2 separate regions of the Mus musculus genome follow, and region 1 is linked to region 2. A link is a loop called in an ENCODE intact Hi-C map of the cell type or tissue named here. Cell type or tissue: left cerebral cortex. All regions are shown on one strand. Each heading gives the region's core, and the rest is flanking DNA. Links, peaks and the distances in the headings are about the cores only.

What was found. Hi-C counts contacts between places; a loop is a spot of excess contacts. Peaks named below come from ENCODE experiments on the same cell type or tissue, not always from the same donor. Only the 100,000 strongest peaks of a DNase experiment are listed, where the experiment ranks them.
Region 1: it touches region 2 in a loop (22-fold over the local background); 2 of 42 quality-filtered maps call a loop at or near these places.

The regions. Positions count from the first base shown.
Region 1 is chr14:83,635,869-83,641,558 of GRCm38, reverse strand. No RefSeq gene overlaps it. Among named protein-coding and RNA genes, the nearest start is that of Gm24774, 230 kb to the right of the region's middle. In left cerebral cortex, for the core only: no CTCF peak of the experiment used is centred there; DNase peaks (open chromatin) are centred at 1,303, 1,537 and 3,035.
Region 2 is chr14:83,244,154-83,249,843 of GRCm38, reverse strand. No RefSeq gene overlaps it. Among named protein-coding and RNA genes, the nearest start is that of Gm24774, 160 kb to the left of the region's middle. In left cerebral cortex, for the core only: no CTCF peak of the experiment used is centred there; DNase peaks (open chromatin) are centred at 2,296 and 2,728; H3K27ac peaks cover 365 bases.

The sequences.
Region 1 (5,690 bases), core at 288-5,287, 390 kb before region 2:
TACCATAAAGTTTTACTGGCTTAATATCACAGTGGCTTGAGATAAATGAACTTTAGTTATCATAAATATTTATTAAAATATTAGAGTTACTTAGAGAACTAGAAAATATGCACCTAAAATTTTATAGTGTGTATGTATAGAAATTATATTTACTTTATGATGTTCTACTGCAAAAATTCTGTATTATGCCAGTCATATTGTCTGCTGCTCTCTCTTCACATATATTAACATCTATAAAACATCCCAGTGGTAAATGTCTAATATCTCACTTGCTATTTAGTTTCCATGTTGCTTTCTCATTACAGGAATACTTTATCTGATTGGAAATGTAAAACCTTCATTTCTTGTTTCTTTCTGCTTTTGTTGTCTATAATGTGTGAAAATACAATGATATTTTCGCATGTAATGACTTTTACAATTTTTTAAAAACTATTAAATTCCTCAAGTAGGAATTTTGTAGATTATATCATTGTGTTGTACAAAGTGTAAATCTCTCATAGTCTTTGGTTTTTTGTTTTTTGTTTTTTTTCACTTCAGAAATCGACAATATTAGATTTTTCATCTTATTAAAGACAATTCTGGAACAAATGAAAAAGAAAATTATTAATTCTTTATATTTTTTAAGAGGACATAAGGTAGACACACAATGTGCTCACTCACATATAAGAAAATCTAAGGGTTTAGGAGAATAGGACCAAATAATGTTTACTGTATTAAATACAAATATTTTCAAAATCACTCATATACTACCAAACTATTTAAGTAAATTGTCAATAATTTAAAATCCATGTGTAAAGGGACAAGGGAATAAACTTGAGCTGCTACTTACACTTAGTATTTTTAAAATTGAACCAGAAACAAAGCAAATGAAGTCAGATGTAATCTACATCACTTGTGGTTTTGTTTTCTCTTTCACAGTGCAATAAAGATATGTTAAGAATATCTTGAAGAAACTGAAACGTCACTGTGAATATCCATCATATAAAACAATTTTTCATCCTATTAGGAGGTCTATCAAAAAACATGAAAAGACAGGAAAAATAATTTTAAGTTTAAGATAAATCTGTATATGGTGTTATCATCTGCTTTAAAGAGAAGTCATAGAGATAAGATTAAAAATCAGTCCAATGGTGATGCCCTGTTAGAAACTGGAGTAGTGAAATTGTATTTCTTAAAGACAAAACTTAAAGATGCTTAAGAAAATTGGAAATGCCAAGCTGGCAGCAACCAAGACAGACATATTGTCTATGTTAAAAACAGACTCTTACAGTGATAGACAGAGTTCTTCAGCTGAGTTGGCTACAGTGTGATGCATGGGTGCATATATTATATGGGATTACTCACTATAATGAGTACAACTGCAGACGTGAAATCTAAAACTGTTCCAAAGAATACTTTTTTTGAGTTAAATTAAATGAAACTTTCTATTTTAACCAATAATAACTTGTTTGGCCATAGTTTACTTTGTCACATTATAATATAGTCCGACTCCATTTTGGATGTTTAACTGTAGTCAGCTGGCAAGCACCTCCATCCACTCTGCCTGTGTATGCTACATGGTAACTAACTGATATATGCCCATGTGTTCTTGGCAGAAGGAGAAGGGTAAACCAAAGAAGACTCTGCCCACTTGGGAAACAGCACTTCAGCTTTGCTCTATAACTAATAACCATGAAGCCAACACCCTCTCCCTTCTCTACAGGCTACCACTCCTTCCCCTGAAAGACTTATACGGAAGTACTGAGTCCATATCTTTTTGATGAATCTTTGGTATCTGCCGTATACACTTGTATATACCTGCAGAGTGACTATAGTACATCTCAATACATAGATATATATGCAGCAGAAGACTGATAAACTATATCTCAGAAGTTGTGGATTGTAGGGAACATCCTAATGTAATTTTTATTATACATGCTAACTTAAAATACTTTCATTTAAGTTTTAAAAACAATTTAATTATCATTTCTCTGGATATAACAGTTAAATTCAATACACTCTCAATACCATATTATCTTTAATATGTAATTTAGGTACTGAAACAGAAATGAAAATGAAAACTTCAAATATAACAGTTATCTAGGGAAATATACAGTCATGATATTTTTAGGGAATACATTATGAATATATACCAATGATACAAAATCTGTATACTATGTAAATGTATTATAGGAAAAAGATTAGAACAAAATCACTATTTTTTGTACCCTGATATTAAAATTCAATCTTAATGTTGACTTTACAAGCAGCACTGTCAGGAATTCATGATACAAAAAAAAATTATTATTGTCATTTTCTACCAATAGTTGTATGCTTATATCTGTGTATGTGCAAGAAGACTTCTAGCTGCCTGGTATGGATATATATGTGTGTGTGTGTATGTGTGTGTGTGTATTTACTATTCATCCACTATGATGTTGAAAGCTTACCTGAATATATATAATGGGATTTTAAATTGTCAATGAATGGCTGCTCAAAAAGGGCATTAAAAACACAGATTATAAATAATTAACATCCACATTAAGAGGTCTAACTATGTTTCAGCACATATGTATGTATGTAAATCATATATAAATATGAACATCCATCTGGTTCTTGTATGTGTTATATAAATATATAGTCAAAGACCTTAGTAATAACTTATATATTTATATTAGTATATCTAAAGGAATACTGATTAATTATTTGGCATTATTTTAAGTTATCAATATTTCATAATGGTTGTAATAAAATGTTAATTTTGTCTGGATGTATTATTAGTAATAATTTCAACCAAAGACATTTTTAATTTGAAAAAATATTGGAATATTCAATGGTAGTAATAATCCTTTTTCTAACAAATGAATTCCTGGTTTGTTCTGTCCCTTTTAGTGAGTGTCTAAAAATTGAAAACTGAAACTGTATAGCAGCAGCAATGAACCAAACTATTACTGAGACTTCAAGGCGCTCCAGCTGCATATGAAGGAGGTGTGAAAAAAGGAAAGTTCAACACTCTATAAAAAAGTAATGTCTTCCGCACTCTGTAGGCTGCTGGTGACTGTGGGGCACACGGAGTAGTACTCACTTGGTGGGTGATTTTTGCAATAGCAGTCTGATCTCAGACTAAATCCTAATCCAAAATTAAAACTCAAGATGTGTTTCATTGCTTCTGAGCCAACACTTTCCAAACAACATTCTCTGTTTGAGCTCCCAGAAGGCTCTGTCACCTTAGGATTTTACCACATTTCAAATGTCAGGCTTCTGAGCATCCCTTCCACATGTATGAGAGTAATACTCTCAGGACATCTGCCTGAGTGATGGCTTCCTTCCTCATGGTAATTACTTCCTTTGGAATATTGGAGACATTCTGTTATGTAAAGTGAAATGGTAAAGATTATGAAAATATTTTGTGAATTTCCTGTTTCTATATTTTCATAAGAGACATACAATGTAGAGAATACAGCTATAAAAGTTTTCAGTTTAACTGGTGGTACTGGAAATAATAAATTTTTGTTGAAAGTAATAGTTGAATGTTCTTTTGATTGCAACACAAAATCGTTGATTTTTTTCTCTCAGGTGGTAATTAAAATCACAAATATAAGTCAATGATATTCACTGATGTTTTGTATTTATGCTTTGAGACAAAAAATTACTTTTGGTACATTATAAATTGATTTGTAATTGCTAAGCTATTCAATAAATGATAAATTTAAGTAAGATATTTGCATTGTATCCTTTAATTAAAAACCTAAGAGAATATTATTTCTTCAGTATCACAAGAAATCTCTTGATTTATAAAGAGCAATGTCATGACATGAAATTACTTGATTGAATCCAAGTTTAAGATATGTAGCCGGGGGAAAGTATAAAGTCATCTAACTAATCTTCTACCTGATAACCCACTAAACACAAAAAGTTATGTATCAGTTTCGAGTTCTTGAAAGAATATTCTCTGTCTATTTATTATCTTAAGTAATATTTATCGATCAGTAAGGTAATTATTTATTGATGACTACCCAGTAAATTATACAAAGAAATAGAAACTATTTGTAAAAGAAACAGAAACATGACTTCATTCTTAGATCATGTTCTAAAATGCCCCCCACATCCTTTTTAAAAAAAATATAGGACATACAGAGTGGTTTTGATTTGAGATGTTGTAGCTATGTCTAAATGTCATTTGATACATTTGCAACCCACAAACAAGCAAATGTAATCATAATGAATAATATTAAAACAGAAAAGCCATTGTGTGTAATATTCTGCTATCAATAATAGGGATCCAAACTATGTCTAGTACTATTAAGTTACATTATCATCCTGTTCAGAAAAATCTAGGGAATAGCTTCAAAAGAGACCAATCATTAATAGCCCCAGTGTTTTGTAAGACGTTATCCCATATGAATGTAAAAATTATGATATTCTATGGAAATAACAAATGATTTAAACCCCAAGAATAAAAATAAATGCAGTCCCTTCTCCAAATAAAGAAATGAAACTATTATGGTCCCAAGATCTATTTATAAACATAGTCTCTAGTAAATTTAAAAGGAGCTGGATCATACAACATGAACACTGACACAAAGTAGAATAAAGAACATATTACCAATACACTGGTTCAGAGGCACTCCTGACAGATGCATAGGTCAAACCAGTTAGCATTGCCAGGGAAAGAATTTCAGGTGACAATGAGCTGTGGATGCTTCTCAGAATAACCTCCTTCCTGGTGCATAGGGTCTTATCTTGGCCACAAGTAGGCATAGTTGACTTTTGACAACATGGTCAGTATCTCATTTGTCCCTTAGCTGCAGGTTTGCTATTTCTCTGGTGACTTCCATTGTCTCCTCATGCTCTCAATATTTGTTCTTGGTGACCCAGGACAGAGCAGCTGAAAAGGATTCCAGAATTTTTTCAATGGGTCCATCTGCAATGACAGATGACCACTCCTTCCTAATTTTTGTCTGAAAAGTAAAAATGGGGCAGGTTAATGCTCCAGCTTATATATTTCCCTCTGTAATAACACCGAAGAGGTTAGAGTGCACATGTGTATGAGCCTATTGCTAGAAATAATGCTCAATTTAAGCAGAATCAGAAATTGTATATAAAGATTTATGAGTTAACTGTAATAGATGAATAATAACAGACAGTTCTACCTGTTGGGCTTATTAATAGCTTGATGAATATCTGGACCAGTAATTTCTCCTATATTTGTAGATGAGTCATCAATAAAATAGCATCTTTCTGTGTATTGTGAGAAGGTTAGACAATTTTGGTAATCACACATTCAGTGTGTAGAAGAAAGTCCCTTAACTTATAGCTTATAGCTCATTAGCCAGATAATGATTTCCTATCTTTCCATAATAATCGGTAAATGAAGTGTGAAAAGTATTTGGAAATCGTGCCGTAATGCTCTTAAAAGTGATTGTTCGTTAAAGCTAATACAACAGAGCAAAGACCAAGTCTATGTTATTTTTGACATTGCTTCTCCCCTTATTTACTAACTGAGCAAGAAATGAATGATAAACAGTTAGCGTTGTAGAAATAATCCATTTCAAAAGATCATCAACTAGTGCTACAATACCTATAGGAGACAATGTATTTGGAAAAACAAGTAAAACATTTAAAAGAAGTGAAGGGCCCACAGAATCTTTATTCGGAATGTAAAATATTCTTCCTCTTGTGTGAGATAATAACGTAAACGCCATAAAACA
Region 2 (5,690 bases), core at 400-5,399:
CAATATTTCAAAAATATTAATATTTATAATTTTATATTTGAAATTGTTAACAGATATCAATTCAATAACTATAAAGTGGTCTTATAGAAATTTCTTCTAGATAAGTAATTATTCTTTGTTATTTATTGTGGAGAAATGTAAAATGAAAAAGCAAGTACAATTAGAAATCCAACAAAAAAATTAAAGGCCAAAACCAGTATAAGCAAAACCCACAACAATAGCACTCAATCACTTAAGGAAATGTAACAAAATAAATCCTCAAGGCTAATGTGACCTGAGTATTGTATGAGACATTTAAGCAGCCAAGAAATTCAATGGTTGAATGCTTCACTGGCTTCATCGTGCAGAGGGCAGGGCAGAACACATAGGTCAGACTATCACCTGCTGACTGCATTCATATCTGCACATAAGCCTTATATGTTCCTACTGATAAGTGATTAACCCCATGTACTTAGCTCATTCAGAAGGACTCAAGTGGTTAAACTAATTAAATTGGAGGTACCCTGCATTACTTGCTACATGAATTCCAGCTGCACCTTTCCTTTAGAGAGTCAAGTATTCCCTCTTGACTTCTGGGCCAAAACGGATGCCTTCTGTATCTCATAAGGGGAAAAATATGTTGTTTACAATGCAACCATTTCTTAATGCTATTTATACCAACAACATTTTTATTACATATTTTTCTTTATTTACATTTTAAGTGTTATCCCCTTTCCTAGTTTCCCCACCAAAAATTTCCTATCCTTTATCCCCTCCCCCTGCTCCCCAACCCACCCACTCTTGCTTCCTGGCCCAGGCATTCCCCTATATTGGGACATAGAACCTTCACAGAAGCAAGGACCTCTCTTCCCATTGATGACTGACTAGGCCATCCTCAGTTACATATGCAGCTAGAATCATGAGTCTCTCCATGTGTTTCCTTTGATTGGTGGTTTAGTCCCAGGGAGCTCTGGGGTTATTGGTTAGTTCATATTGTTGTTACTCCTATGGGACTGCAAACCCCTTCAGCTCCCTGGGTACTTTCTCTAGCTCCTTCATTTGGGACCTTGGACTCCGTCTAATGGATGGCTGTGAGCATCCACTTCTGTATTAGTCCGGCACTGGCAGAGCCTCTCAGGAGACAGCTATATCAGTCTCCTCTCAGCAAGCTCTTGTTGGCATCTGCAATAGTGTCTGGGTTTGGTGGTTGTTTATGTGATGGATCCCCAGGTGGGGCAGTCTCTGGATTGTCATGCTTTCAGTCTCTGCTCCAAATTTTGTCTCTGTAACTCCTTCCATGGGTATTTTGTTCCCCCTTCTAAGAAGGGTCGAAGTCTTCTATTAAAAACAATGAATTCATGAAATGCTTAGACAAATGGATGGATCTGGAGGATATCATCCTAAGTGAGGTAATCCATTCACAAAAGAACACACATGATATGCACACACTGATAAGTGGATATTAGCCCAGAAGCTCAGAATACCCTAGAAAAAAATTGCAAAACACATGAAACTCAAGAAGAAGGAAAACCAAAGTGTGGGCACTTCGATCCAACAACTTTTTAAATGGTTGAAAAACTATAAAATGACCTCAGTTGAAGTCTAAAGGTTTTGTATCACTCTCTCAATTCCATAGATCCAGTAGGCGTTAGGTGGCATTTTCTGCTTTAGCTGTTTTGTGGTGTACATCCTATAAATAAATTGTATTCATTCTGTATTGAATAATAGTTACATATTTTTTCATTACCATGTCCTTTTGATTCTTTACAATAACCTGTAAATGTCATATATTTTTTAAAAGTGGTAATTAGAATGCAAACAATTGAAACAAATAGAAAAAAATTGATGGTGTATTAGGGCCGGTTAATTAATTAATAATTAATAATTTGTTTTAAGTGTTTGTAGAGTGTATACATGTGTGCTGTGATACTTTTTTTTAGAAGAGGACAACTTGTGACTTTCAGGAATCTGTTCTTTCCTTCTACCTGTGGCTTCCAGGAGTCTAATTCAGGTCACCCATCTCAGTAGCAAACACCTTATTCTTCCTACAGCCAAACTTGAAGAAAAAAAAAAGATATTGGAAAAGTTATTACAAAATATTCCAAAATAGTCAAAAGCAGCAGTGAATTATTAGGTTAAAACAGTGTTCCAATAATTCTTGTAGTTTACTTAAGCACATATTCGAGAGAGTAATGTAGTTTAAAAATATTTTGTAGACAGATGCACTCACTCACTTCCCACTCTTTACATTTTTTCTGGGTTCCTCAGCCAACAATTGTGTTTTGAACCACAATGACTTCTAGTGAAACTATTCATCCTTGGTTCATCATCTGTTGCTGTGTAATTTATTACCACAGATAAAAGTCATCATGCATTTTCTCTGTTTTATAATTTCACAAATGCGGGCACTGTGCAACTATGCTCAAAATACAGGGTCTGAAATGAAGGACTTTTCCTAATTACCCTCATATCTGTGACTCAGGATTGTCTCTCACCCTACTGTGGATTATAGCCAGAACTTGGCTCCTGGGGTAATAAAATGTGGGTTCTCAACTTATTATTGGTCTTTTAGGTGTGTTCCTCTTTGCTATCAGAAGCCATATTCAGATCTTGTATCAGAGTTCCTTAGTCATGGAGAAAAGAAGCCTTCTCCTTCTGCTCTTACAGAGGCTTATATAAGACAGCAATCAGACAAGTGGCTTCCTTACCACACTCTGCCTACGCTGCCTGAAGTGTTGATGCAGTCCGGTCTACCAGAAGGCGTGAATCTTAAGATCTGCATCCCCAGCCTGCTCTTGCAATTAGCAGTACTCATGTTACCAAACTTGGGCCAAGGAACCATATGAAAAATGAGTTGGAAAAGGGCAGTGTGTTCCTTCGTAAGCGAAAGCAAGGGTTTTACACACACACACACACACACACACACACACACACACACAACTTCATGTCTTTTCCTTTCATTTAGAATAAGATTGAAAAAGAATGTCTAGGAAAGTACACACATATGTAATGTAGATATAAAACTAAGATAGAAAGATCACAATTTTGTGACATTCTTGGTCTACATGGTAAGTTTTATCTCAACAAACCATGAACAGATTACAAAAAAATTAGTGATGGCATTTATAATGAACTTAGAAACAACTTACATTACAACTTAGACATTGCAACTTAGAAATAAATCTAGACAACCCCCTTCAAAGATAAAAGACAAAAGAGGGAGTCTGGGCTCAGTAGATCCTAAGTACACTATCTTATATATCTGCCCTGGGTTATCTCTCCCAGAACTTATTTCCATGTTGACACGAATGTCCTTACTTGTTAAAATATCTGGAGTAGAAATGATTATTGATTTAGTAATATAGTTTTTGAGAAATAATTTTACAAAAATTGTAGATATTTAAAGTCCATGTTTAGGTAACATCGTTTCATTCCATGATTATTTGGATGTTACCTGTGGGGCCCCTGGAATTTACAAGGTCCCCACTGCTTTGTTTCCTTGATGGCCTCCCAATCTAGTTTTGGATCAAGCTAAGGCTATGTCACTTAGTCATGTCTCTTGTCCCTATAAAATGCCAAATCTTGCCCCTCAAAAGATACAATCTTTTCTTTCACTGCTGTTACGCTATTTTCTGAAATGGTTAGGCTGACATTTTATATTTAGGAACAAGTCTATCATTGCATAAGTTGAGCATGTGTTCTTTTCTCATAAATCAGTTGTGAGCACAAGGCTGAAAAATAGTGTAATACTCTATCATCGCTCACTCAACCTCTCTTTTTAAAGATTTATTTACTTACTATGTATATATAGTGTTCTGTCTAAATGTATGCTTATTTACCAAGAAGAGGGCATCAGATCTTATTATAAATGAGATGAGTGACTATGTGTTTGCTGAGTATTGAATTCAGGCCCTCTGTAAGAGCAGTCAGTATTCTTAACCTCTAAGCTAGCTCTCCATCCACCTCACACAATCTCTGTGAATCTCATTAACAAATTATGCACTGAAACTTTCCTAACCATATCCACACAATTTTCCAAGGTTAACCCTGTTTTTATTAATTCCAGAGTTTAATGATCTGGTAGGAACTTGAAAAAAATTCAATGTTGAAATACATTACAAGGTATACAATTTTTATGTGTTAAACATTTTAACTAACCAAAGGGTATGCACAAGTGCCTGTATATGTGTAGATGTTCCTGTATATGTATTTGTGTACATTTGTAAAACAGAGGATAACTTGGGCAAAATTTCTTCAAGAACACTTCACCTTATTTGGAAAACAGGGCTTCCTGAAGTAGAGCTCACCAACGTAGAATACAGTGTCTGGGCAATGACTCCCAGGGATTTTCCTTGCCTACTTGCTAGCACTAGGATTGTAACTACATACCACACAATCTATCTTTTTACAAGAGTTCTGAAAATCAAACTGTAGTCCTCTAGCTTCTGAAGTGAGTGTACTAATGACTGGCCAACTTCTGTAGCACAAGATTCTTCCTTATTTTCATTCTAGTTCATATTTTCACACAATAGCAAATTTATTTGAGAAAAATTTCACAGGATGATGTGAAAAAATTGTCTGTCATTCTTCTACAAATACTAACTTAACATCTAATAGAATTGAATCTCTTGTACATGTAGGATTCACACCTGATGGATTTGAGTGAGCATTTAAGACTTCTCTGAAGAGCATCTTAAGCCAAATTTACCAGAAATGGCCTTAAAACATATGGAAATAATATTTTTTCTTTTTGTAGTATTGAAAATTAAAGCATGCTGAGGGCCTGCATGGGTCTAGACCAACACTTTTACATATATAAAATGGCTTCCATTTTAGTGTAGTTATGGAATTCTTGAGTAAGCAAAGAAATGTGTCAGATTCTTTTGTACTTTTTTCTTTGTCTTAACCTACTCTGATGTATTAGTTTTTCTTATACATATAATTATTATATTTTAAAATGATATATTCATAATATATTTTATATATTATTATCACTTTCTAATCATTTCTAATGTGATACAGACTGGGAGGGAAATTGGATGGGAGGGGAGGAGGAGATGAACTGGGAGGAGACAAAAATGGAAAATCATATGCAGGATATATTACATGAAAAAAATCTATTTTCAACAAAATGGAAAAAAGAATATAGATTTTATTCATAATTTATATTCTGATTATTGCTTCCTTCTACCAATTTCTCTGAGATGCTGCCAACCTCAACTCCCATCAAAATCCACAGCCTTTCTGGGTCTCATCAAAACAATAAACCTGAATCTAAAAACAATAATAAAATGTAAAAACATAAGAAAAAACAACTAAACAAGCAAAAAGCCATGGAAAAGTACAAGAAACACACACACAGAGAGGGGGGTGGGGGGTTGCACACACATAAGTCCCAGGAAAACGTAAAAACAGAAGACATAGTTTGTACATAAGGAACCTATTACTTTAAAAAAAAATGCCCAGATTTGACATTGTGAGACAAACATTGGATTTAAAAAAATACCATTGACTTTGCTTTTTGTTGGTCATCTACTGCTAGACATGAAATCTGATCCTTTAGAATTGTTTTGTTACCCATATGGAACTCCACTGGAAAGCAATTATTTTAATATGCAAGTGTTATCAACTGAAGGTAGCTTCTTAGGGATGAATGCTTGTGCCAATTTCTTCTCTCAGTGCTTGGAGTACATCTGATTTATATGTATCCA